5 separate regions of the Homo sapiens genome follow, and all the other regions are linked to region 1. Evidence: chromatin contacts called from ENCODE Hi-C or POLR2A ChIA-PET data. All regions are on one chromosome and are shown on one strand. The core of a region is the stretch at or near the end of the contact, and the rest is flanking DNA. Distances in the headings are between cores, read along the strand shown.

Region 1 (5,273 bases), core at 1,676-4,175:
CTCCACAGCCACCTATCACAACTCTGACCCTTTCCTTATAGAGCTCCTTAAATGCCACTTGCTTCAGGAGACTCCTGACTCCCACCTTCTTCAGCCCTTGGGGTTTCCTCTCCTTGAGCTTCTCCTACTCAGCACCTGTTAAACCATTTACTTTCCCTCGTATCAGAGCTACTGGATTTTTTTTTTTTTTATGGCACACACACATTGCAGTGTCTGAAAGGTAATTAACATTAGGTGTCCTATAAGTTATACTCAACTCTCCACTCTCAATATTCCCAACACAGTACTGATGAGGGGCTTCAGTTGATTCCATGGTGAGCTCTTGGGGGTCAAGGACTATGCTTCAATCATCTCAACCTCTCTAGCACTTGGCACAAAGCTGATTCTCAACAAACATTTGTTGAATTAATGACTGCATGAACAAGACGCCACTATGCAAGCAATCATTTCTTTCTTGTTCCTCTTGCTGCACCCTCACGCCCACCATATTGCTAGGGACAGAGGCAAATGTGTGTACAGAGTGAGTGCTGGCTCCCAGAGCTGAATTATGGGACTTAGGGGTTCTCCTATTAGCTCTTTGAGTGACCTTGGGAAAAAAAAATTGTGTTTCAAAGTGGCTAGAGTCAGTTAAAAGCTAAATGTTTTTTAAACTGCTACTCTTGGCCCAAATCTGGAAAATATTTTAATGTCTGTCTATAGAAGAATTAAATTATGAAACATTCATTCTATGGAATAGTACTCACACGGTTATTTTTTTTCTTGTGAGACGGAGTCTCGCTCTGTTGCCAAGCTGGAGTGCAGTGGCATGATCTCGGCTCACTGCAATCAGGCTGGAGTGCAGTGTGATCTCAGCTCACTGCAATCTCCGCCTCCCGGGTTCAAGTGATTCTCCTGCCTCAGCCTCCGGAGTAGCTGGGATTACAGGCGCACGCCACCACACCCAGCTAATTTTTGTATTTTTAGTAGAGATGGGGTTTCACCATGCTGGCCAGGATGGTGTCGATCTCCTGATCCGCCCTCCTCGGCCTCCCAAAGTGCTGGGATTACAGGCATGAGCTACCACGCCCGGCCAGTTATTTTATTTTTTTAAAATGTGTCATATCTATTTGTATTCACCTGGGGATAATTTAGGAATCATATAATGTTCAATAAAACAACAAAAAGTTGTAGAATAGTATGTACATTATAATTTTTTTCCCTAAACAAAAAGAGAAAATCCATGAATGTGTATGTGTGCGCACAATGGAATGAACACAGAGAAAAGAAAGGAGATGTAAGTTTGCTAAGGATATCTTAGGGCAGTAGGGTTAGAGGGAGAGGAGGAGATTATTAATCTTTCTTTTTGCCCCCCTTAAATCCCCTAAACACCAAGCCACCGTTGAGTACAGCCATTTGGAAAGCTACGGAATAGGAGAGCAAGAAAGTGAGCAAGCAACCCACAGTGATCCTTTCTAAATCTCTCAGCATCACCTCTATGCAAATTACATAACAACTCATTTAACATTCATTGCCTCCCAGATTTCACTTTAATCTGGTCTCACATATTTAGGATCAAGAGATAAGCACTACCCCCTTTGCCTTTACCACACAGGTTCCACAGTGCAATACACTGACACCTGTGCAGAAATGCTTTTCCTTCAAGTTAGGCGTCCTTAATCCTTTCAAAGGAGTGCTTAAAAAAAAAAAAATATATATATATCTTAACAAAATTGAGGTATATAATTTAGATACAGTAAAATTTATCCTTTTAAGTGTATAAATCTATGAATTTCGACAATCGCCACCACAATCAAGATATAGAACATTTCTATTTCCCTAAAAAGCTTTTTCATGCCACTCAACAATCAATTTCTTCCACGATACCCAGTCCCTGGCACCCACGGATCCACTTTCCATCCCTATAACTGTGGTTTTTTTTTTCCAGAATGTCATATAAATGGACTCATACAGTATGCAGCCTTTTGAGTCTGGCTTCTCGTGCTTAGCATAACGCACTTGCGAGTCACCCGTGTTGTTACTTGTAACAGTATTTCCTCTTCACTACTAAGCAGTATCCCATTATGTGGATGTATTTCAGTTTATCTGTTAACCTGCTGAAGGCCATTTGTGTTTTCCCAGTTTTTAGCTATAAAGTGGTTAACAAGCTTTCTCCTACAGCTTAAGTGCCATTTTTAACTCCCAGAAGGCCTTCAGGAGGTGGATAAGGTGAGCTGAGGATAGTGTGCGCTGCTCAAAGTCCGAACGTTGTTCAAGTGGGGCTAAAGCGGGGGTAGGGGGTTCCACAAGGGGCCCTAGCAGAAAGGGAGACGATGTGTCTGCCTTGACATGGGCTCAGGCCTTCCTACTCAGACGGGGGCGCATTTTCCCCCAAGCCCTCTTCACGCACTGCTCCATTCTGCAGAATTAATGAGCAGGATACAAATTCACAAATTCCTAAACCAGCAATGCTGCTTGGCAAGACTACACACACACGCACACACACACACACACACTCTCACAAGACGCACAAATTCCTAAACCAGCAATGCTGCTTGGCAAGACGACACACACCCACACACACACACTCACAAGACGCACAAATTCCTAAACCAGCAATGCTGCTTGGCAAGACGACACACACACACACACTCTAACACTCACAAGACGCACACGCTACGCACTGCAACACAAAGCCTGTGAGGTTGTAAACGAACCCAGACGGCGGCGAAGGTCCAAGGCCGGCCCGGCTTACCTGCCGCGGATTCATTGCGCCCGCGAGGCATTGCCCGGCCCGACCCGCCGGCGGCACGACCCTGGCCCGACCGCTGGGCCGCGCCAGCCCCTCGAGGCCCCCACGCCTCCGCTACTCCGCACTGGAAGTGGCCCCGGGGCGTCGGCACGGGAAACTCCGCGGGTCTGCGCGCCGGGCCCAAGATGGCTCCGGTTCAATTTCGCTTTCGTTTCCTCGGAAAGCCTTCCCCTCCGGAAAGTTTGGCCAAGAGGAGGGGCTTGAGCAAATCTTGCGCCACGCTTGGTTTCAGGCCGGTTACAAGTCGAACCCCTCCGCTGCATGAGAACTACGGAAGGTACTTTTTTTTTTTTTTTTGAGGCGGAGTCTCGCTCTTTTTGCCCAGGCTGGAGTGCAATGGCGCAATCTCGGCTCACTGCAACCTCTGCCCCCCGGGTTCAAGCGATTCTCCTGCCTCAGCCTACGGAGTAGCTGGGATTACAGGCGAGCGCCATCACTCCTGGCTTTTTTTTTTTTTTTTTTTTTGTATTTTTAGTAAGAACAGGGTTTCACCACGTTAGCCAGGGTGGTCTCGAACTCCCGGCTTCAAGAGATCCGCCCACCTCGGCCTCCCAAAGTGTTGGGATTACAGGCGTCAGCCCCCGCGCCCGTCCGGTACTGTTTAGGAAAACCGCCGTTTCAGTACTGAGCTCCTAATTCCCCGCACAGGCCGTAGGCAGGAATACACGAATAGAGCAAAAGGAAAACAAAGGCACACAAAACCTCAGGCCAGAAACAGCATGACGCCCGGTCCTCCCTCTCTCCGCGCCAGCGCGGTGGTGGCCGCGTCTCCAATGTGGAGGGGGGGGGGAGGGGATGGGCGGGAGCGCAGATCTCGTCAAACGACCAAGGTCCCCACCGTGGGACCTTGTTAATGCTCCTACTATGTTATAAACTTAAGCAAGCAGATGCCAGCCAGTAAAAAGTACCAAGAGTAGCAACAGCAGCAGTGAACAATTTAGGATCTAGGTCATAAAAACTACCCCACCAGGCAAATGGTTAAGTACTTTACATGTATTATCTCCCTTAATCTTCACAACAGCCCTCCAAGGTAGGCATTATTCCCACTTTGCAGGTGTAGAAACCGAGGCTTGACTAAGGCCACGCTGCTGCCAAATCCAGGTCTGAAGGCTTTAGTAAAGCTCAGTCTTCAGCGCTTCTCTACACTCATTCAAATTACACCATTACTTTCAAAAAGATAACTTTTGTTATCTAGAGGGACAAAAGTCAAATTTGCTTCATGGTCAGGCTTCTCTAACTGCTGGATTTTTGTTCAAGGTATCTGGGAAACGATTATTCTAGGGTTCAACACCATCCTCACCTGTGAGAATGTTCTTTCCCTGTGTTTAATCTTAATTTTACCCCCATGCTTATGAAATTACAAGGCAGTCCCTTTATAGCAGTATCTCCAGCTGATGCCCTTTCATGGTGTTAGTCACTCCAAATTAACATTCCCTTGCAGGCTGGGCTCTGTCTTCCTTCTGGGCCTTTGCACATTCTATTCGTTGGCCTAGCATGCACCTCCTCCACGGCTTCCCGTGAATCAACCTTTCAAATTTACAAGGGAGGCCTTCCCCACAGCAGGTAGGGGGAGAGGAGGGGGAGCAGGTGCTGTTTGTGGTTTCCTACTCCATGCTTCTCGAGTTACTGGGCGCCTACCCCTAATAGGGCACTTGCACACTGCGCTAAAAACGCCCCATTCGATCATTTAACAAAACTTTACTAAGCACCTAATTATGTGGCAGATACTGTGTTAAGCACCCAGGATATGACACAAATAAGAGCGCCATCCTTTAGCTAGTCTGCTAGGGAAGATGGATGCCTCAGTAATCACAATTATCATGTACTTCTTGTTCATATATCTGCCTCTAGAATTGTCAAGTCATCTCCTCGGGGGCAGGAAGCATGTTTTGTATCCTTATATTCGCCTTCAGAGGGCTGGTTAGTTGAAAGAATAACAGACCCCTCAGTAGGTATAACAATGGGCAAAAACAATCGAAAGACAACTTCACAGGAGATAAAAAATATCAAACATATGAAAAGGTTCTCAACCCCATCACATCAGAGAAATGCACAGTATAGCTACAGTGAGCTACTGTCCATTCACCAGACAGACAGCATTAGCCATCTGATTAGACCAGGTGGCAGCAAGGATGCAGAGCAGCTCTTAGTCACTACAGGAAACCAGTTTACCATTATCTAGAAAGGTAATGGTAAACCCCAAGAAGTTCATGGTTGCATTATTTGTAATTAATAGCCCCCAAACTGGAAACAACCCAAATGTCCATCAAAAGTAAAATGGATAAATGGTGGCATATGCCCATGATGGAATACAATACAGCAACAAAAATGAAAGATCTACGCATGCAACAAGGTAGCTAATTATCTAAATATGATACTGAGTGGGAAAAGCCATATGTATACTATATGATCCCACTTACAGAAAGTCCCAAGCCAGGCAAAACCAAACTATAGTATGCTCTGCATAAAAGACAAAATGAGGCCG
Region 2 (5,273 bases), core at 862-3,361, 240 kb after region 1:
AAGGACTATAATATCCCTCTCCTGACTGTGACAACCAAAAATGTCTCCAGGCATTGCTAAAAGTCCCCTGAGGAGCAAAAGTGCCCCAGTTGAGAAGCTCTGATCTAAAGGCACAGTTAGATCCCAGGTCTTGTGGTAAGGGAGGGGACCCCCCACTGTTCTCCCTCACTCCCATTCTGGCAGGCGCTTCTTTCTCCCCTACTCATGCCACTCGCCAGGCATCCGCAGCCCATACCAGTTCTACTGTTCCCTCTGCACCATCTCCCTCCACTCTAGGGGCAGAGCCAGGCGGCCCCACAGGCATTCCTTATGTTGGGCATGTGTCAAGTCACCGGCCTAAGCTCCTTCATTAACATCACTTCACAAAACTCCTCCAAGGCAGGCACCATCACCCCAATGAAACAGATAAACTCAAAGATTAAATCACTGAAGTCCTGCAACCAACAAGGGTCAGGGTCCAGCTTTGAAACTAAGTCAGAAGGCCCATGTCCAGCAGGCCTGGGCTGCCCAAGTGAGGTGGCCTTGGTCTACAGGTCCCAAGACTCTCACCCTCCAAGCCCGGGTGCCAGCATCAGACACCAGCTGGGCTAGGAGAGGACCTCAAAAGCCATACCTGCTGCCTTTCCCCACTCTCCTCCCAGTCTTAAAAAGAACAGGTGCAGTGGCTTCCCTGTGTGGTCCGTGAGAGCCCTGGGCCCTCTGCAGGCTTTGGACATTTGGCGACATGGTTGGTGCACATGAGGCTGGTGATTCCCAACATCCAGTGCTTACCTTCCCCCAGCTGGGAGACCTTGAGGAGGTTATTCCACCTCTCCAAGCTCATTAATCCCTTCCCCCAACATCCCTGTGGAGTTGAAAGTGCTAGAAAATTAGGAATGCATATCTTTAGCGTTTTGTATCATTTCAGTAAGTTTCCATAAAATCAGGCTTCCAGGCCACACTGGGGGAGCTTCTGAGCATTTATGACACATTTTATTCATCAGCCCAGAGCAGGGAGATTTGACCTTGAAATGTGGATTGACTCAGAAAGACCCTAGCAACTTCCAGTGACCTTCAGGGAGTCAACACCCACGGTGCTGGAGGCATGGATAACTTAGCTGATTTTTGTTTGTTTGTTTGTTTGCTTTGTTTGAGGCAGAGTCTCGCTCTGTCACCCAGGCTGGAGTGCAATGGCACTATCTCGGCTCACCACAACCTCCGCCTTCCCGGGTTCAAGCGATTCTCCTGCCTCAGCCTCCCGAGTAGCTGGGACTACAGGCGTGCACCACCATGCCCGGCTAATTTTTGTATTTTTTGTAGAGACGGGGTTTCACCATGTTGGCCAGGTTGGTCTCAAACTCCTGACTTCGTGATCCACCCGCCTCGGCCTCCCAAAGTGCTGGGATTACAGGCGTGAGCCACCGTGCCCGGCCAAATTTTTTTTAACGTTGCCAGCCATGCCTCGAACAGACCTCTGGAAGGTGAGAGGAGCCATCTGTTCTGGGTCAGGAGCCCAGGCAGAAGCTTGCCACGGCCTCAAGCACCATCCTGTGACCTCTTACAACCCCTGGGGCAGGTGCTACACGCATTATATGGAAATTGATACACCTCAAACTTAACGAGTCCAACCACAAACTCCCTGTCTTCCCCCAAAAAACTGCTTCTCCCACAGTCTTCTCCATTCAATTAACAGAAATTCCATCCTTCCAGTTGCTTGGGCCAAAAGTCTCAGCCTCATCCTTGACTTCCCCTTTCTCTCACCACTGCCTGACCTGCACACCATGACCTTTTGTCCAATTCATCAGGAATGCCCTCCTTTTAAATAGCCCAAGGGTCCAGCCACTTTTTACCAACTCAATGCTACCACCCAGGTCCAAACCATCACCACCCTCACCTGAGCTGTCCCCACAGCCTCTCAGCGGGGCTCCCTGACCCTGGCTTGACCCTCCCTGTCTGTTCCAAACACTGCAGTCAGAGTGGTCCCATTAAAATGTAAGTCAGATCTTGTCACTTCTCTACTCCAAGCCCTCCTCTTGCTCCCATCTCACCCAGGGTAAAGGCCACACTCCTCAGGACGGTCTACAAATCCCTGCAGAGCCAGACCCGCCTCCCCTGTGACCTCACAACCCCGCCCACATGATCCCTCCACTCACTGAATCAGCCTCACAGGCATCCTCTCTGCTCCCAGGCCTGCACCGTCCAGTGTGAGGACACGAGCCACGTGTGTCCACTGAGCCCCTGCAACATGACCAGTGCAACTGGATTTTAAGTCCATTTCATTTAAAATTAAATATAAAAAGACACTCCACTCTTTTATTGGAAAAATTTTAAGTACGTTTTCAACAACTTGAGTGTGTGAATCTATTCTTTTTTTTTTCTCGGACGGGGAGTCAGGGTCTTGCTCTGCTGCCCAGGCTGGAGTGCAGAGGCACACGCATGGCTCACCACAGCCTCAACAGCAAGCTATCCCCCACCTCAACCTCCCAAGTAGCTAGAACCACAGGCATATGCCACACACCCAGCTAATTTTTTTTTTTTTTTTTTTTAGAGAGATAGAGTCTCACTGTGTTACATTACCCAGGCTGGACTCGAACTCCTGGCCTTAAGCAATCCACCTGCCTCTGCCTCCCAAAGTGCTGGGATTACAGGTGTCAGCCACCATGCCCAGCAAGTCTGTTCTTTTAATTGTAAATTTTATAAACTCTAAATACAGATCAAGTATCTCCAATGAAAACTTAATGTCTGATTGAGATATGCTGTGTCAGAGACACACCAGATTTCAAAGACTTAGTACAAAAAATAAAGTGTAAAAGATCTCAATAATTTTTTGTATTGCTTGCACATTCAAATAATAATATTCTGGCTATGTTGGGTTAAATTAAAAATATTATTAACATGTATAATTCTACTTTTCTCTTTTCACTATTTTTAATATGGCTACTCAGGAATTTAAAATGACAGCGGTAGCTCCCATTTCGTGTCCACCGGACAGTGCTGTCTACAACACACCAGGCATGATCCCCCCTCAGGGCCTTCACCTTGCTATTCCTCTTCCCCCAGGTGGCTGGATCCCTCACCACTTCAGATCCTCCAATAGACATCACCTTTTTGGTAAGGCCTTCCCTGAGCACTTATTTAATTTATTTATTTATGTGTTTATTTTTAGAGACAGGGTTTCACATGTCACCCAGGCTGGAGCACAGTGGCGTAATCACAGCTCACTGCATCCTCGAATTCCTGGGCTTACGGGATCTTCCCACCCCAGCCACCCAAGTAGCTAGGACTACAGGTGCACACCAATGTACTCAGCTTTTTTTTTTTTTCTGTAAAGATGAGAGTCTTGCCATGCTGTCCTGGCTGGTCTCAAACTCCTGGCTTCAAGCAAGCCTCTTGCCTTGGCCTCCCAAAGTGCCAGGATAATAGGCGTGAGCTACCATGCCTGGCCCTAAGCACTTCTTTATTTGTTTTATTTGTGGTTTTTGTTTTCTGTTTTTGTTTTTGTTTTTGTTTGAGACCAGGTCTCACTCTATTCCCCAGGCTGGAGTGCAGTGGCACGATCACAGCTCACTACAGCTTTGACCTCCTGGGCTCAAGCGATCCTCCCACCTCAGACTCCCAAGTAGCTGGGACCACAGGCACGCACCACCATGCCCAGCTAATTTTTTGTTTTGTTTAGAAGGCGTCTCACTATATGGCCTAGGCTGGTCTCAAACTCCTGAGCTCAAGCGATCCTCCTGCCTCGGCCTCTCAAAGTGCTAGAATTACAGGCATTAGCCACTGCACCTAGCTCTGAGCATTTATTTAAAATGACCACTCTCAGCCGGGCATGGTGGCTCATGCCTGTAATCCCAGCACTTTGGGAGGGCAAGGCAGGCAGATCACTTGAGGTCAGGGGTTCAAGACCAGCCTGACCAACATGATGAAACCCAGTATCTACTAAAAATACAAAAATTAACTGGGCATGGTGGTATGTGCCTGCAATCCCAGCTACTCAGGAGGCTGAGGCAGGAGAATCACTTGAATCTGGGAGGCGGAAGTTGCAGTGAGCCGAGATCACGCCACTGCACTCCAGTCTGGGTGACAGAGTGAGACTCCGTCTCACAAAAAAAAAGCTGGGCGCGGTGGCTTATGCCTATAATCCCAGCATCTCGGGAGGCCAAGGCAGGCAGATCATGAGGTCAGGAGATCAAGACCATCCTGGCTAATATGGTGAAACCCCGTCTCTACTAAAAATACAAAAAATTAGCCAGGTGTTGTGGCAGGCACCTGTGGTCCCAGCTACTCGGGAGGCTGAGGCAGGAGGATAGCGTGAACCCGGGAGGCGGAGCTTGCAGTGAGCCGAGATTGGGCCACTGAACTCCAGCCTGGGCGACAGAGCAAGACTCCATCTCAAAAATAATAATAATAATAAATTAATTTGAAAATAAATAAAATAATATGACCACTCTCCTCTCAGAAGCCCCTGCACTCCCATCCAGAGTGGTCCTAACAATTGTGATTGTTATTGATGATGACAATGATGAAAGGAAAAGAGATGTCTTTTTCCTGTTATCTAACTCTGGCTGTAAAATTAGTTGGGGCCTTAACAGATTGGGATCTAAGACTTGTCAATGGAGTAAGAAGTTGTATCTTGGAGGGAAGAGGCTCTTCATAACACTCATCATAGCACTTATCACCATCGAACATAATATATAATTAACTTAGATAGTTTACTATCAGGCTTATCTATTAAAATGTAAATTCGTGACAGCAAAGATTTTTCTCTTTTGTGGGTTTTTTCTACTACAGTCATGTGTCCCATAATGACATTTCAGTCAAGGTCCTGTACAATTATAATGGAGCTGAAAAATTCCTATCACTTCGTGACATCTTGATGATCCTGAACCTGTGTCAGCCCAGGCTAACGTGTGTTTGTGTCTCAGTTTTTAACCAAAAAAGATTTTGTAAGTAAAAATGCATCTTTTTAAATAAATATTTCTAAAATGGAAAAAAACTTATAGAGTAAGAATATAAAGAAAATACTTTCGTGCAATTGTATAATGTGTTTGTGTTATTACAAAAGAGTATAAAAAGCTTATAAAGTGAAAAATTTGGCCAAGCGCAGTGGCTCATGCCTGTCATCCCAGCACTTTGAGAGGCCAAGGCGGGTGGATCACTTGAGGTCAGGAGTTTGAGACTAGCCTAGCCTACATGGAGAAACTTTGTCTCTACTAAAAATACAAAAATTAGCCGGGTGTGATGGCACGTGCCTATAATCCCAGGTACTCAGGAGGCTGAGGCAGGAGAATTCTTTG
Region 3 (5,273 bases), core at 1,075-3,574, 220 kb before region 1:
AAAAAAAAGTTCTATATCTTAATCTGGGTGGTGCTTTCCTGGATGTATTCCTATGCAAAGCTTTATTGAACTATGCACTTCACATTAATGCACTTCACAGCTACGTATAATATATTTTAATAAAAAGGTATATAAAAATACTATTTGGCTGGGTGCCGTGGCTCATGCCTGTAATCCCAGCTCTTTGGGAGGGCAAGGCAGGTGGATCACCTGAGGTCAGGAGTTCAAGACCAGCCTGATAAACATGGTGAAACCCCGTCTCTACTAAAATACAAAAATTAGTCAGGCGTGGTGGTGCACGCTTGTAATCCCAGCTACTCGGGAGTCTGAGGCAGTAGAATCGCTTGAATTTGGGAGATGGAGATTGCAGTGAGTCAAGATGGCACCACTGCACTCCAGCCTGGGTTACAGAGCAAGACTCCATCTCAAAAACAAACAAACAAACAAACAAACATCCCTTTGTGTCCTGTCTCAGACACTATTCCCCATCTCCCCAAAGGTAGCCTGTATCCTGATCCCCAACACTATAGATCATTTTTGCACCTTATATAAATGGAATCATGTAGTATGTACTATTTTGTAACGTGTGCCCGTGTGTCTTTTATGTTCATGAAATTTACCATCACATGCTGTACAAAAATAGGTAGTAGGCCAGATGTGACCTGAGGGCAATGGTTTTCTTTTCCTTTTTCTTTCTTTTTTTTTTTTTTTTTGGAGACAGAGTCTTGCTCTGTCATCCAGGCTGGAGTACAATGGCGTGATCTCGGCTCACTGCATTCTCTGCCTCCCAGGTTCAAGCGATTCTCATGACTCAGCCTCCCGAGTTGCTAGGAATACAGGCGTGAGCTACTACACCTGGATAATTTTTGTATTTTTAGTAGAGATGGGGTTTCACAATGTTGGCCAGGTTGGTCTCGAACTCCTGACCTCAGATGATCTGCCCGCCTCGGCCTCCCAAAGTGCTGGGATTACAGAAGTGAGCCACTGCACCTGGCCCTTTTTTAAGACAAAGTCTCCCTCTATCGCCCAGACTGGAGTGCAGTGGCACTGTGGCTCATGCCTGTAATTCCAGCACTTTTGGAGGCCGAGGTAGGCAGATCACTTGAGGTCAGGAGTTCAAGACCAGCCTGGGCAACATGGTGAAACTCCATCTCTACTAAAAATACAAAAATTAGCTGGGCATGGTGGTGCACGCCTGTAATCCCAGCTACTGGGGAGGCTGAGGCAGGAGAATCGCTTGAAACCGAGAGGCAGAGGTTGCAGCGAGCCGAGATCATGCCACTGCATTCCAGCCCAGGTGACAGAGACCCTGTCTCAAAACAAACAAACAAACAAACGAACCAACCAACCTCCAAATGACGATGCTTGAGCTTTAGCTCAGCTATCTCCAGTTGTCTTTGGGTAATGGGGGTGTCAAGTGGCAATGTTCCAAGTCTGGCTTATCTTGGGGGAACTAAATGGCTGTTATCATTCCCAGGCCTCACATCTACACTCTGCCTGATTCAGAGCAAGGGAGGGGGGTGTCTCCTGTGCCATCCACTGCTCTATCCTCAATCGAACCAAGCCCTTTGACCAGGGAAGTGCTGTGCCCTGTTTGTGCATGCTTGTAGGTACAGGGAAGAGACAGGTGGAGGGAGATCCCCTGACTAGCTTACATCAACCTGGCTCATCTCTGGAATTTGGGATGGAGTTAAACCCAACAACCCCTGGGCCTGCTCCAATGAAGACAGGGAGTGTTTATCAATGAGCAGTGACAATTACTACCTCTCCTGAGAGCAGATGAGTAGGTTTCAGGCATGGGGTTTCTCTAAGTCAGCAAAAAGCACCCGATCCCTAATGACAGAGGAGCAGTGTGTGTTAAATGTGTGTGTGCACATGTGTGAATAATTCAGGGCCCTCTAACCATGAGGCCCGGGACAAGAGCCACACTTGCCCACATGAAGTCAATGCTCTTGTCTGCAAGAACATTGTTTATTGTGGCTGGAGCCCAGATAACAAGGAGAAAGTGGCAAGAGATGAGGCAGGAGAGAAAAGCAGGGTGACTTCTGGAGAACCCTTTTCTCGGTGAAGGGATTTCAGCCTTATTCTGGGAATAAGCCAGAGCCCTGAGGGGTTTTAAGTGGAGGAGAGCCAGCCCCACCCCAACTCAGTGGCTTTAGGGGTCATTCTTCCCATGCTACCATTTCCCATGGTTCAAAGATTAACAATAGGGCTAACTTCCAATTTATTCAATTCTCAGGTTATTTATTCAATAATCTAGTGTTCTTCCTCTCTACTTCCTCCTCTTCAGTACCTTGTTGTGGGTGGAGCTCCAGGAAGAGGATGGGGCGTGGTGCCTAGAGGCGGAAGTGTGTATCTTGATTGTTTAACCTGGGAACCCTGAGGGCAGAGGGCGTAGGGGTTGGGAGAGGAAAGGAAGGCGCTAGGAAGACACTGGAAAGACCCCATAAGCGTAGCAGCTCCTAAACCACAGCTAAGCATGTCTGGAGGAGAAGCCTGAATCCGAAAGCAATGAGGAAATGATTAGTGGTTTCATAGTAGGTTGTCTGTAGCTGCAGACACACAGGCGTTTTTGTACACAGGTAAATACAGGCCTGTTCTGTTATTGACCACACGTTTGTATGAAGCTCCAAACTCATGTGTCCTCCTGTTCTCCTGTTTTTTTTTTTTTTTTTGAGACGGAGTTTCGCTCTTGTTGTCCAGGCTAGAGTGCAATGGCACGATCTCGGCTCACGGCAAACTCCACCTCCCAGGTTCAAGCGATTCTCCTGCCTCAGCCTCCTGAGTAGGTGGGATTACAGGCACGCGCCACCATGCCTGGGTAATTTTTGTATTTTTAGTAGAGACGAGGCTTCACTATGTTGACCAGGCTGGTCTCAAACTCCTGACCTTAGGTGATCCACCTACCTCAGCCTCCCAAAGTGCTGGAATTACAGGTGTGAGCAACTGTGCCTGGCCTCTCTGAAGTATTATTTGATATTTTTCTTTTGAAGTTTTCTTCTTCCTGTGTAGAAACTATTTCTGCAAATTGCTTTTCAGTCTGCTTTTTGCTCATTTGTTTTTATCTTCCATGTCTGAGGTTTTTTTCAGCTGTCTGGTGATCTTTGACTGATTATTTATAAGACAGGCAAATATCAGTTAAGTCCTTACAGTAAACATATGGTTTACTCAAGTTAGGATTATTTTAGGAGGATTTCTTTACAAAATGGCCATTTACAAAGACAGAGTATAGGAGAGCTATAACCTTTGGTTGAGAGACACAGGCAGCCTAAGAGAGGAACCCTCTAAGAGAAGAACCAGAGGAACAGATATCTTGATCTCACGCTCCTCCTCCCTCTGGTCTTCCGGGTTCTGCGTTGTCTAGACCAACTGCTAGTCAGAGGGTGTGGGGTATTGCTCATGTGGTCTCTTCCTGGAATACCCCCAGTGCAGAGGGCCAGGCAGCGTGGGTGGGGAGTAGCAAAGAGAAAGCTCTGACATGGGAACGAAGGCGCTGATTGGAAGCTCACATGGTGGGCATCTGGACGGGACTGTTTGCTGGGGGAGTCCCCACATGTCTGGATCTTTAGGTCTTTCGTCTGGGGCCAGTCAGGTTACCCAGAGAAGAATCTCCTTCTAGGAGGGAACAGGCCAGCCTGCCAGTGTTCTGGCCCCCGAAAGGAGGCAGAGGGCTGTGGGTCTTAGCCTGGGGCATTTGGCATACGCAGTCCCTTAGTTCCCGAGTTTACAAGCCATAGCCATGCTGTCAAATGTGCCTGGTATCACCCAGTTCAGAGACTCTCTGTTTTATCCTGTACAGAGAACAAGCTTGCAGATTTCTGTGGGAGGGAGGGAGGGGTAGTTACTCAGTAATGAAGGGTGCTTCTCAAACAGCTTTCAACCAGTCCTCCTTGTTTGCACACTCACACACTCAGAGACACACAAACTCAGTTCCAGAGGTACTTGGAGCTGCCAGTTCATGAGCGTTTTGAGGATTTTATGAATAGATGGGTTGCTTCTCAGTTTTCTCTGCTGGTCATTTAGGATTTGGCCTTTTTTGTTTTTTTTTTTTGTTTGTTTTTTTGGTTTTTTTTGAGACAATAGTCTCGCTCTGTCGCCCAGGCTGGAGTGCAGTGGCATGATCTTGGCTCACTACAACCTCCACCTCCCGGGTTCAAGAGATTTTCCTGCCTCAGCCTCCCGAGTAGCTGCAGCTAGAGGCATGCACCACCCCACCCAGCTAATTTTTGTATTTTTAGTAGCGAGGGAGTTTCACCATGTTGGCCAGGCTGGTCTTGAACTCCTGACTTCAAATGATTCACCGCCTCAGCCTCCTAGAGTGCTGGGATTATAGGCGTGAGCCACTGTGCCTGGCCAGGATTTGGGTATTTCAAGTTGGCTACATCAGTTGTCACCTAAACCCAGAGGGTTTTTTGGTTCCTGGGGTACATCTGGAATTTTCAAATCTTCTTTGGCTGAAACACAGTATATTTGAGAGAGGACTCAGAAGAAAGAGGAAGAAAAGGCATCATGGGGCCAGACTGGTAAGTGTTTGAGTAGATTGTACTTTTTTCTTTTTTTGAGACGGAGTTTTGCTCTTGTTGCCCAGGATGGAGTGCAATGGTGCAATCTTGGCTCACCGTAACCTCCGCCTCCCAGGTTCAAGCGATACTCCTGCCTCAGCCTCCTGAGTAGCTGGGATTACAGGTATGTGCCACCACGCCGGGCTAATTTTGTATTTTTAGTAGAGACGGGGTTTCACCATGTTGGTCAGGCTGGTCTTGAACTCCAGACCTCAGGTGATCTGCCCGCCTCGGCTTCCCAAAGTGCTGGGATTACAGGCGTGAGCCCCCGCACCTGGCTGAGTAGATTGTACTTAACTCTAGAGACCATGGGCTTAGGGGTGGGAAATAGCAACTGAGGTCTAGGTACATGGGTCCTTTGAGAAGTTTATTCTCTATTAGGTCCCAATTTTCTTTTTTCTTTTTTTTTTGAGACAGAGCCTCGCTCTGTCGCCCAGGCTGGAGTGCAGTGGCACAATCTTGGCCAAACCCGTCTGAGTCCCAATTTTTATTGCTTCCTATATGATGCCTCAATAGGGTGTGTGGAAACAGTAAACTATAAAGTGCTGTACTAATGTAATGCTTTATTTTTTGAATGCAGCCAGAATTTTCCTGTGTCTTTGCTCATACTGTTGCTTCTGCTTGGAGTTTTCTCTATCTTCTCCCTCACCTCTCCAATCCATCCATCTCTACTTATAGAAATGATATCTTTGGCCGGGTGTGGTGGCTCAT
Region 4 (5,273 bases), core at 1,418-3,917, 200 kb after region 1:
AATTAAGGATGCAGATAGAATTAAGGCCGCTAATCAGTTGACTTTAAAATAGGGAGATTATCCTGGATTATCTAGATGGGCACAACATAATGACAGGGATCCTTAAATATGGAAAAGAGAAGCAGGAGAGTCAGTGTCAGAGTGATGTGATGTGAGGCTTCCTAGAGCCCCGTGATGTCCGTGAACACTGCACGAACTAGTGTTTCTACTTCCAGACTCTATTCATGAGAAACAACAGGAAATGGGGCCGTTGTGGGGTATGGGTAGGAGAAGTGGAAGGTTGAGAAGGGAGGCCCCTAGGGAGTGTTCCTGGTCACCAGCTAAGAAGGGACCGTGGACATTGTCAGCAAGGACTTTGGAGAGTTCATCTCAAGGTGTTGGGTACCCCACCTGCTGCCAAGAACAGGCAAGAGCTGCACCACTGTGCACCAGCAAAGGGCTGGATTTGCAGTGGTGATCTCCTTAGCAAGGAGAGTCCAAAATTAAAGTCACCGAAGTCTCTTGTTTGTGCCAGGCCCTGGTGGGCCCTTTAACCCAGCTCTCTCAGCTGATGCTCACAACATCAGCATGTGGCCAGCATTATGACCTGTTTATACAGAGGAGGAAACAGACTCAGGGAAATTCAGTGATTTGCCCGAGGTCACCCATTAGACGGCAGCAGAGCTGAGATTAGAACTCTTGATTCTAAATCTAGAATCTTCCATGTCATACCATATTTCATTTTCTTTTCATAAAGGCCTAATTAATACTGCAGTCATTATTGATTCAATCCTGAGAGCATGAGAACACAGCCAGTACAGACTATTAATCTGCATTTCCTCCTTGAGATGTGCCAGCCATAAAAAATGTAGCAGCTTCAAAAACTACAAACTAGAAAGGGGCCTAAAGGAAATTTGGTGCCCAATGAATAAATCTTATGTCAGCTCAGGATTGTTGTAATTGCAGTTCTGTATAATGTTCATAAGGCTTGGGTTTCCTGCGGTCCCTGAAATCGACCAGGGAGGTGAGGAAGGAAGCAGCCATTCCCCACCAGGGTGCCCAAGGACTCCCACCAAATTAGAATGTGGTCCCAGCCCCGGGAACTAAATTTATCCTGAAAGGACATTTGGATCAGAATGTTCTCTGCTACAAGAGATCCTGTCCCTCATTGTCCTCCTCTTTCTCTTCTTCCAGAGCCAGGCAGTATTGGCTGTAAAACTCAGCCCTGTCAATTCAGCTTGAAAACCACACATACACATGCAGTCAACCCGCAGCAACAGACACCACATGTTTAGATTTGAAAGATGGGAAAGACTGAGGCAAGCAGGAAAGGAGAGGCCGAGGACATACAGAGAAGGTGAAACAAGGTGGTTTTGGTGAAGCTGAGCGCAGGGTCAAAGAGGAACTGAGAAGAGGAAAAAATGTCCCCTGGTGGCTGTGGACAACTCGAGCCCGTAACCCAACAGCAGCTGGGGCAAGTCATTCCCTCTACAGCGCCAGCTGCTCCTTCCCAAGCCACGCAGCTCCTCCTACCTGCCCCCGCACTTCAACCTTTTGAGCCCACTTAACACTCAGAAGCCCCCCGCACAAAGTCGGCTTTGGGTGATGTCACTGCTGCTGCGGGTGACAGCCAGGCCCTGGGGATAGAAGCCTGCTCTGGGATGGTGGCGGTTTCCAGCCACCCCACCAAACCTGCAAGGTTGAATTCTGCAGGCAAAGGAAGGATGTAAACTCCCTGCCTGGGGGAGAAGCTAAGTCCCCGAGGCTGCTGGAGAAGAGTGTATTTTTAGGCATAGGCTTGATTTGTGAACAATAAGGGAAGAGCAAAATTGTAAAATCCTAAGGTTCTTGTGAAGTCTGATCAGTGTCGCTCCTGCTAAACATCCAAAAAGATCCGACAGAGCAAGACAAACTCGGGCTGCCCTCAAGCCCTGGCTCCTGGTTGGGTGGTGTTCAGTCAGTGAGATCAGAACCTCAGCGTTTTGGGGTGGGAGGGGTGTTTTTCCATTCCTCTGACTCTTAAACAAGAGTGTACCAGGTGGCTCTCATCTTTAATCCTAACAATCTCCCAAGGAGGGAGATTCATCCACCATTCCTCTAGCCCAACCCTGTACTCTAAGGTCAGAGCAGGTCCCAGTGATTGAGGGGGGTTCAACCTGTACCATAATCTACACCCGTCTCCCATCCCCATTCTTACCTCTCAGTCTTTGATACAGACTATTGACATTCTCTCCATCTTACATAAAATGCTTTGCAGGTGCAACCTGAAGACAAATTCCCTGGCTTCCCTCTCCCGCCATCAGATCGCCATCCCCCAACCCCTTCTCATAGATAGAATGGGGCTACTACCATTTTAGACCTGGGTGCCTCATCGCTCCAGCTGCTGCTCACCAGGATCTGGCTCCAGCCCTTCTTTCTATTCTCACCTTTCAACATTCCCTTTACGATCAGCTGCATGCCTCCCATTCCGCAGAGCCCTGAGCTTCTGCATTCTTCACAGCTGCTGGAGCTGGTCCCTTCCCCTAGAGGACCCTCGACCCACCTGCACCTGCTAGAACTGACCCCATGACCATCTCAGATGCCCTGCACAGCAGCGTCCTCATTCCCATCTAGGTGGAACTGTGCGCCGTGCCCTCCACACCCTTGTCCTCAGCACCAGCAGCCAAGGCGTGTGTGTCTGCGTGCTTATCTCTCCATTAGATCACAAGCCTGTTTAGGGCAGGGACCTTGCTGTCCCCACGGTGCCTGGCTCAGAACAGCCCTTCAATAGCTCTGTGCTGAATGAATTAATCACCTTTTGTCCAGTCCTCAGGGGAGAGAATAGTTGCTATTTCTAACAGCAGCAGGAAGACAAATATCGCCCTGCCCACTCCCCCGCCTCCCATTCCACACATACACACCCACTGGTGGCAATTTCTCTTTGCTCTCAAATCGATATGGTTTCTAGCACATTCTAGCAAGAAGCACCATAAAGAGCTGATAGGGACCTTGGAGAGCCCTTAGCTTCCTCCCCAGATGCACAAGTGAGGGATCTGAGGGCAGTGAGGGGCAGGGTCTGCTGGCGATCACACAGCAGGCAGGTGTCGGGCGGCTCCCGCAGAGCCGCCTCGTGGCTCTGAGTTCAGAGGCGGTGGCTGCTCTGCGCCCACTGGATGGCTCCGCCGTGTCTGGTTACTGATCTCTGGTTTGTGGCTGTGCCTGATGTAGTCACAGGTCAGTGGTCATAGCCAGGCCCAGCTGCTGTGGCTGAGCAGTGTCTCTGAGAACGTCCAGCCACGGTGGCCATGCCTCAGCACTCTCCTGTGACACAACGTGATCTCACCGAGTGACCAGGTGTACGGCTTCACCCGTCCATTTCACAGACTCAACACTCAGCCCCAGCAGCCAAGCCCCAGCACCAGCAGCCACGCTTTCATTTCACAGACTGTGAGTAACACGAGACCGGGTCCAGTCTGTAGTTCACAGCTCTGTCCCATACCAGGCACCGTGCCCCTCACAGAGCATGGCTCAATAAACACGTGTTCTATGAATGCAGAGCAGGCTTATTTGGGGGCTGGGGTGGGAGGGCACATAAAACTACAACCTCACAGGAGGCCACAAAACTTTTAAGATGAAAAAGATTTGCAAATCCTTGAAGTTTCTTCTTTACTTCTCCTGTCTTTAGTCCAACCAAAGAAAGTTTACCTCCCAGATTTGACTTCTGGTTCGACATTTGTATCAATGGTTTAGATGAAGCTATTATACTCAGGCTCATCACATGTGGGAGGGCAGGAAGCTGGGAGGCCCCCAAATACATGTTGCTGAGTGAGATGCTAAAAGGCCTGGACAGACTAGAATGAAGGGCTGAAACAGCTGCAGGGAAACGTAACAGAAGAAAATGAAAGGTACAGTTCTCACCTAAAAAGCCAACGGTATTAGGAAGGATGGGAGATTGAGGGGGCAGAGGGTGGGGAGCTGCTTAGCAGCTCATGAGAAGACAGAGGGGTTTTAGTAAATATTCAATTCAATATAAACTAACAGGCTACCATGAAAGCTAAAAGTCACTGGCTGTCTTTGGCTGCAGTAACAAAGTGAGAAAGCAGGTCGGTGCCTTCTGTACTGACCTGATCCCAGTGGTGTGTAAGGGTCAGTGTGTCACCAGATCCCTGGGCTGCTGTGGACCAAGCAGATCCTGTTCAGAGTAGCAAGATCAGGGTGGAAACAGGATTATTGACATGATTATGGCAGGGAAGTGGGGGCATTTAATCTAGGGAAGTCCTGGGTCCAGCTTAGGGGAGTTTGGGTGGAAGGCTGCTGGCACCTTACCATAGGAACGGGCAGAAGGAGGGGAGAATATGGGCGGGGAAACAGGAAGAGCTGCTGAAGCCTGACTCACCCAGGCCACTGGCAGCCCAAGGCACAGTGTCTAAGGGAAAGACCAGACTCAGCCCAGGCAGATGATGGCTTGGGGTTAGAGGCAGGTCTGATCCTGAGGGCCTGGGGACTATCAGGGACACTGTGACTCCAGGCGAGCAGAAGTAGAAGTCAGCCCCTCAGAAGGCAGGGAGGCAAGAAAGAACAAGACCCAGTATGGGGCTCAGTGAGGCTTCAAGGAAGACCCTAGCCTTCCTTGGGATCAGAAGGCAAGGCAGAGAAACTGAAGCGGGTCCCAGTTCTGATGGCTGGGCAGGTTACCCTGAGATGGCTGCCCTTCTACCTCCCCAAGGGTGCTGGGCCTCATCCTTGAGGCAAGCCTTGGACCCAAGGGGAGGACAATAGGGAAACCAGGAGAAGGAAGGGATTTTAATAGGCAGAGGAGCCACCACAAGGCACAGCCAAGGTGGGGGTGTGGCTGGGATGAGGGCCTCCAGAGCTGCTGCAAGGTTGGACCAACACTGGGTTACTGTTCAGCCCTAGGCTTCCTAATATTCACCCTTGTTGGAGGGAAGTCCCCATGACTCAGCCCACCTTCTAGGCTGCTTCTAGCCATTGTAGGAACCAGGGGTAGAAGAGTTAATTTGAGGACGGGCCTCTCTCCCCCAGGCAGGGCAACCTGGCTAGCTTTGGAGATGGTCAACTCAAACAGTTGACCTCAAAACCCTCTGCCCTCACCAGCCACATGACTGTGGACACATCTCTTACCTTCTCTGCTTCAGTTGCTTTATCTATAAAGGGGGTATGAATACAGAGCCTAACTACGGGACTGTCGCCAAGAATCACTGAGATGATAAAGTAAAGGCACAGTCTCCAGCACACAAGAGATCAACAGATGGAGGCGACACTATTACCACCTGTGGGATTACCAACCACTTCCC
Region 5 (5,273 bases), core at 710-3,209, 170 kb before region 1:
TCTGCCTCTTGGGTTCACGCTATTCTCCTGCCTCAGCCTCCTGAGTAGCTGGGACTACAGGTGCACACCACCACGCCCGGCTAATTTTTTTTTTTTTTTAGTAGAGACGGGGTTTCACTGTGTTGGCCAGGCTGGTCTTGAACTCCTGACCTCGTGATCCACCCGCCTCGCCCTCCCAAAATGCTGGGATTACAGGTGTGAGCCACCGCGCCTGGCCTAAACTTTTAAAATTTTAATCAAATTAATACATGCACATGGCAAAGAAGTAATAAACAGCTTATAACACTGAGCAGTGGTCCCTTGTCCCATGCCTTCCATTTCTAGTCCTGCTTTCTAAGGAAGCTGCTTGACTCTTTCTGTTTCTAGTTCCTCTGTTGGTGCCCTCCTTAACTCTAAACAACAAGCTTATATGGCTTTTTTTTTTCCCTGATAAAACCACTTGAGACATTATCTATCAACACCCTGCTATGAAAGGTTAGGATTTAGCAGATCTAGAATGCAAGAATCTCCCTGACCACAACCCAGAGAGTGGTCAGCCAGCCTCTGCTTAAATGCTTCCAGAGACAGAGAGCTTACTACCCCTTGCAGCAATCTGTTTTATTGTTCCCAGTGTTTTTGTTGTAGAATGGCTTCATGGCTCACTTTGGGGTCAAATGTTTCTAGCCCTGTGGCGTAGTTGAACCAAATTAATCATTCTTAAATACTTGGCAGTTAGGAAAAAAAAAAGAATAAGATACCCATTTATTTGAGTAAGTATGGATAAAAAGGAAAAGGTAGAATTGACATCAGTCCCATCCCGACCCCTGCCACTTTCTCCCAGCCCTGGCCCCAGGGAGAGAAGGCTTTTATCTATGGGCTGCACATTCTTCCCCCAGATTGGATGGTGTGGGGTGATGGCTCTTCCTCCTGGCTGGCTTTGTACTGTGGGGTCCTTGTCCCTTGTCTTTCCTGTCCTGGGGAGAGCCAGAGGAGTATGCTGGGGCTTAGGGTGTAATCCTAGTTGGATGCAATAATATGAAGTGCCGGCTTCCATCTTTGTTGGCACTTTCCTTGTTCATCAAGGACAGGAGGCAGCTTTCTATTGGGCCCTCTCCTCAAAAGCTTTTTTCCTGCTCAGACCTGGACAAGGAGTGGGGCCTAACTACTATATCTTACTTAGGGAGACCATTTTAATAAATCAGTGCATCCTTCAGGGTAGATCGTATTGACCTGTCCATGGTTTTCTTTGATTTGTGTATACTTTGAGCCAAACACACTCATTTATCTGAATGCTGAGCATCAGTATGGCTTTGGGGGCCTTTTTAAGGGGGGAAAAATCAGCTCTAACATCGTGCAGAGGAATAGGAATTCCAAATATAGGCTGATCCCTATTTTACCTTTTATTCCAACCACTTAGTTCAGATAGTCACAAGCAGCTTAAAGCTTGTGACAAGCAGCTTAAAAGCAATCTTGCTTTTTTATAAAGTTTCTTCTAAAAATTTTCAAATTGTAAAATGTACATAAGATTTACCATTTATATTATTATTATTATTTTTTGAGACGGAGTCTCGCTCTGTCGCCCAGGCTAGAGTGCAGTGGCGTGATCTCAGCTCAATGCAACCTCTGCCTCCCGGGTTCAAGCAATTCTCCTATCTCAGCCTCCCGAGTAGCTGGGACTACAGGCACCTGCCACCATGACTGGCTAATTTTTATATTTTTAGTGGAGATGGGGTTTCACCATATTGGTCAGGCTGGTCTTGAACCCCTGACCTCAGGTGATTCACCCACCTCAGCCTCCCAAAGTGCTGGGATTACAGGCGTGAGCCACCGCGCCCTGCCCATTTATATTATTTTTAAGTGCACAGCTCTGTGGCATTAAGTATTGTTGTGCAACCATCACCACTTTACTTCTCCAGGACTTTTTTCATCTTGTAAAACTGAAACTCAGAATCTGTTAAACAGTAACTTTCCTTTCACCCACTCCTTCCCCCAGCTCGTGGCAACCACCAGTCTACTTGCTTTTTCTGTGAGTTTGACTACTCTAGTACTTCATTTGCTTGCTTGCTTGCTTGCATGCCTGCCTACCTGCCTGCCTGCCTTCCTTTGTCTCTTTCTGTCTCTCTCTTTTTCTCTTTTTTTTTGAGACGGAGTCTCACTCTGTCACCCACCCAGGCTGGAGTGCACTGTCGTGACCTTGGCTCACTGCAACCTCTGCCTCCCGGGTTCAAGCAATTCTCCAGCCTTAGCCTCCTGAGTAGCTGAGATTACAGGCGCCTGCCACCATGCCTGGCTAATTTTTGTATTTTTTGTAGAGACAAGGTTTCACCATGTTGCCCAGGCTGCACTCTAGGTACTTCAAATAAGTGGAATCAGAGAGTATTTGTCCTTTGGTGACTGACTTATTTCACTTAGCATAATGTCCTCAAGGTTTATTCATGTGGTATAACATGTGTCAGACTTTCCTCCCTTTTTAAGGCTGAATAATATTCCATTGTGTAGAGATACCACATTGTGTTGATTCATTCATTTGTCAGGGGACACTGGGTTTGCTTCCCCATTTTGGTTGTGCATAATGCTGCTATGAACACGGGTGTAAAATATCTGTTTAGATTCCTGCTTTCAGTTCTTTTGTGTATATACTCAGAATTATAATTGTGGCATTATATGGTAATTCTATTTTTAAATTTTCATGGAAATGCCATGCCGTTTTCCACAGTGGCTGCACCATTTTACACTTACACCAGAGTGTATAAGGGTTCCAGTTTCTCCACATCCTTGCCAACATTTGTTATTTTTCATTTTGCTGCAATAGTCCTCCTTATGGATGTGAAGTGTTATCTCACTGTGGTTTTGATTTGCATTTCCCTAATGATTAATGTCTTTTTTTTTTTTTTTTTGAGACAGAGTCTCACCCTGTCACCCAGTCTGGAGTGCAGTGGGGCGATCTTGGCTCACTGTAACCTCCACCTCCTGGGGTTCAAGTGATTCTCGTGCCTCAGCCTCCCGAGTAGTTGAGATTGGCATGCACCACCACACCCAGCTAATTTTTGTATTTTTAGCAGAGACGGGGCTTTGCCATGTTGGCGAGGCTGCTCTTGAACTCCTGACCTCAAGTGATCTGCCCATCTATGCCTCCCAAAGTACTGGGATTACAGGCGTGAGCCACCACACCCAGGCTGAGGATCTTTTCATGTGCTTCTTGGCCATTCATATATCTTTGGAGAAATATCTATTCAAATAGAAAGTTCTTTCTTATGTGAACCTAACTCTGGCCTCACTGGCCCTTGCTCTGTTCTCAGGGATAACCAATGACAAATTTCCTAGTCTGCTCTCTCTGAATTCTTTTGGAGTTCCCAGACCTGCATCTGCTTGGGCTCCTCTTCCCAGGCTGTTACATGAGATGGTCTGTGAATTCTTCACCTTTCTGGCCCCCTTCCCCTGAATCTGGTCTCATTTGTGGATGTCCCTCTTTAAGTTGCTGACACTCTCCTTCTATTGGAAGATGGTGTGGTGGGGGCTGTCTGGCCAGCACTGGGTACGGTCTCCACTTTCCAGCCTCAGGTGGATGTGCTTCTTTGGCATAGACACAGCTTCTGTGGGAGCTCAGATAGAACAGTCGGTTTCTTCTCATGTAAGGAGCGGAAGACTTTGAGCCCTCCACCCTATGCATGTGTGGTTTGAGGCAGGGGAAGTCTTCAAAACCCAGTTGTGAATATATCCAAGAAAGAAACCTGCTGCTCCCCTCTCTGCTGAGGGAAGAGCAAGAGGAACTTGGATGATTTTGACGCAAGAGGGGGATTCAGGTTGGAAATTGGCGGGCAGTTCTGAAAAATAAGGGGAAGGTTAGAGCACTAGGTGAGGTGTGTGTTATGGACCACGGTTATTTGGCTGTTAGGGACGCATCAGTGTACTAAACACTGTATCACCGTGTGGGGTGAGCTTACCCACCCCAAGGACCTTCAGCTCTCAAGGCCCAGACAGACAGGATGCACCTGCCTCCCAGACTAGGTGTGGGAGTGGTGGCCTTTGGGAGACACAGAGGTCCTGGGAAGCACCTGGGAGTCAGGTTGTATGACACTGGTAAAGTTAGTTCAGCTCTCAGAGCCTCAGTCTTGTCATCGGTAAAGTAGAGATGATAGCACCAATCTTGTTCCTTTCAGAGAGTTTTTGTGAGTCTGATGAAAAAATATTCTTTAGAAATGCTAAAGCATACTGCATTTGTAAGGGGATCAGCAATTACAGGACAGTGCTGGTTCTTGGGAGGAGAGTGGGACCAGGGGCATCCCAGAATCACTATCCTGGATGCCATCGTGAACTCACTGCATTGGAATCTGGAGGAGGAAGTAGAGTGGGTGGTTTGAGAAAGCTTTCCTGGTGGTTTTAGTATGTGCTTGAGGGGGCTGGAGGAGGGTGCGTGCCCCACTGTAGTATGTCTAATACGTAATAGATGGTGTTCACAGCACGATAAGGCCGTAAGCAGACTGTTCTGTTGGGGCAGTTTAGAGATAGCAGGAAAAGCTTCATGGAGGAGGTGACAATTGAATTATGTCTTGAAGGATGTGTAGGAGGGTCCCAGACAGAAAATGGGGATTGTAGGCAGAGTACAAAGGCACGGAGCTGTGAGCAAGGGGAGGGTGGCAGAGAGCTGCTTGGTGAGGCCGACACGTGTGTGGGTGGGTGGTCTGAGTGGGACAGGTGGAGGCCGGCCTTGGTGGGCCCCTGTAGGAGTGGAAGTGGAATGCCATAGAGTGGGGCTCTGGAGCCTGGACTTCAGCAGGTGCTGCCCCCTTGAGGCTGGGGCCTGGCCCCCCGCACAGACTGTAGCCCAGGATAGCCTTTTGTATGAAGTTGGGGGTCCCAGGGTCACTCTGTCTTAGCCCTGCTTTGGCCAGCAAGGCCAGCACGGTCGGCAGCTTTCTCTCAAGCGGGAGTTCTGAATTTATCCTCTCCTGATGGGAGTTCTCCCTGTCACATCAACATTGAGTCTGGGGGAATCACAAAATCATTTTCTTCTTTTTTTTTTTTTTCAGAGATGGTATCTCATTCTGTTGCCCAAGCCGGAGTGCAGTGGCATAATCATAGCTCACTCCAGCCTTGAACTCCTGCCTCAGCCTCTGAGTAGCTAGGACTATAGGCATGCATCACGATGCCCAGCTAATTTTTTAAAAAATATTTTACAGAGATGAGGTCACCCTATGTTGCACAGGCCTTGAGTGATCCTCCTGCCTCAGCCTCCCAAAGCTCTGGGATTTATAGCCATGAGCCACTGTGCCAGGCTGGAGCCCCTTTTCAAA

What was found. Hi-C counts contacts between places; a loop is a spot of excess contacts on that map. ChIA-PET counts read pairs that join two places held with the same protein, here RNA polymerase II (POLR2A). Pooled maps may share reads with other maps.
Region 2: a pooled map shows a loop between it and region 1 (6-fold over the local background). The contact joins the enhancer-like site here to the promoter of ADAR in region 1. A Hi-C loop is called at or near these places in 2 of 168 maps with a recorded cell type or tissue (GM12878 and OCI-LY7), 28 of 37 single-sample maps with no recorded cell type and 13 of 50 pooled maps. POLR2A ChIA-PET finds 5 or more read pairs at or near these places in 5 of 52 experiments (GM12878, HEK293, activated B cell and 2 more).
Region 3: a loop to region 1 is called in a pooled map, with 4 times the contacts of the local background. The contact joins the enhancer-like site here to the promoter of ADAR in region 1. A Hi-C loop is called at or near these places in 6 of 50 pooled maps. POLR2A ChIA-PET finds 5 or more read pairs at or near these places in 2 of 52 experiments (activated CD8-positive, alpha-beta memory T cell and activated T-cell).
Region 4: a loop to region 1 is called in a pooled map, with 4 times the contacts of the local background. The contact joins the enhancer-like site here to the promoter of ADAR in region 1. A Hi-C loop is called at or near these places in 2 of 37 single-sample maps with no recorded cell type and 12 of 50 pooled maps. POLR2A ChIA-PET finds 5 or more read pairs at or near these places in 7 of 52 experiments (B cell, BJ, GM12878 and 4 more).
Region 5: a loop to region 1 is called in a pooled map, with 3 times the contacts of the local background. The contact joins the enhancer-like site here to the promoter of ADAR in region 1. A Hi-C loop is called at or near these places in 4 of 50 pooled maps. POLR2A ChIA-PET finds 5 or more read pairs at or near these places in 2 of 52 experiments (activated CD4-positive, alpha-beta T cell and activated T-cell).

What each region holds. Positions count from the first base shown.
Region 1 is chr1:154,605,261-154,610,533 of GRCh38, forward strand. It overlaps ADAR (adenosine deaminase RNA specific), which reads right to left and starts at 2,926. Exons shown (of 15, transcript NM_001111.5): 1 at 2,732-2,926. The coding sequence starts at 2,746. RefSeq lists a silencer at 2,700-2,809 and enhancers at 2,810-3,199, 3,869-4,862, 4,946-5,025.
Region 2 is chr1:154,849,865-154,855,137 of GRCh38, forward strand. All of the region lies in intron 1 of KCNN3 (potassium calcium-activated channel subfamily N member 3), which reads right to left. Among named protein-coding and RNA genes, the nearest start is that of KCNN3, 18 kb to the right of the region's middle. Within about 2 kb of position 2,112, at least 2 of the 41 ENCODE cell types and tissues checked have a DNase peak (open chromatin) inside an H3K27ac peak, as active enhancers do.
Region 3 is chr1:154,383,392-154,388,664 of GRCh38, forward strand. No RefSeq gene overlaps it. Among named protein-coding and RNA genes, the nearest start is that of IL6R, 19 kb to the right of the region's middle. RefSeq lists an enhancer at 3,353-3,562. Within about 2 kb of position 2,325, at least 11 of the 41 ENCODE cell types and tissues checked have a DNase peak (open chromatin) inside an H3K27ac peak, as active enhancers do.
Region 4 is chr1:154,805,869-154,811,141 of GRCh38, forward strand. All of the region lies in intron 2 of KCNN3 (potassium calcium-activated channel subfamily N member 3), which reads right to left. Among named protein-coding and RNA genes, the nearest start is that of KCNN3, 62 kb to the right of the region's middle. Within about 2 kb of position 2,668, at least 7 of the 41 ENCODE cell types and tissues checked have a DNase peak (open chromatin) inside an H3K27ac peak, as active enhancers do; they include GM12878, where a contact is called at or near this core.
Region 5 is chr1:154,437,797-154,443,069 of GRCh38, forward strand. All of the region lies in intron 6 of IL6R (interleukin 6 receptor), which reads left to right. Among named protein-coding and RNA genes, the nearest start is that of IL6R-AS1, 34 kb to the left of the region's middle. RefSeq lists a silencer at 4,740-4,839. Within about 2 kb of position 1,960, at least 6 of the 41 ENCODE cell types and tissues checked have a DNase peak (open chromatin) inside an H3K27ac peak, as active enhancers do.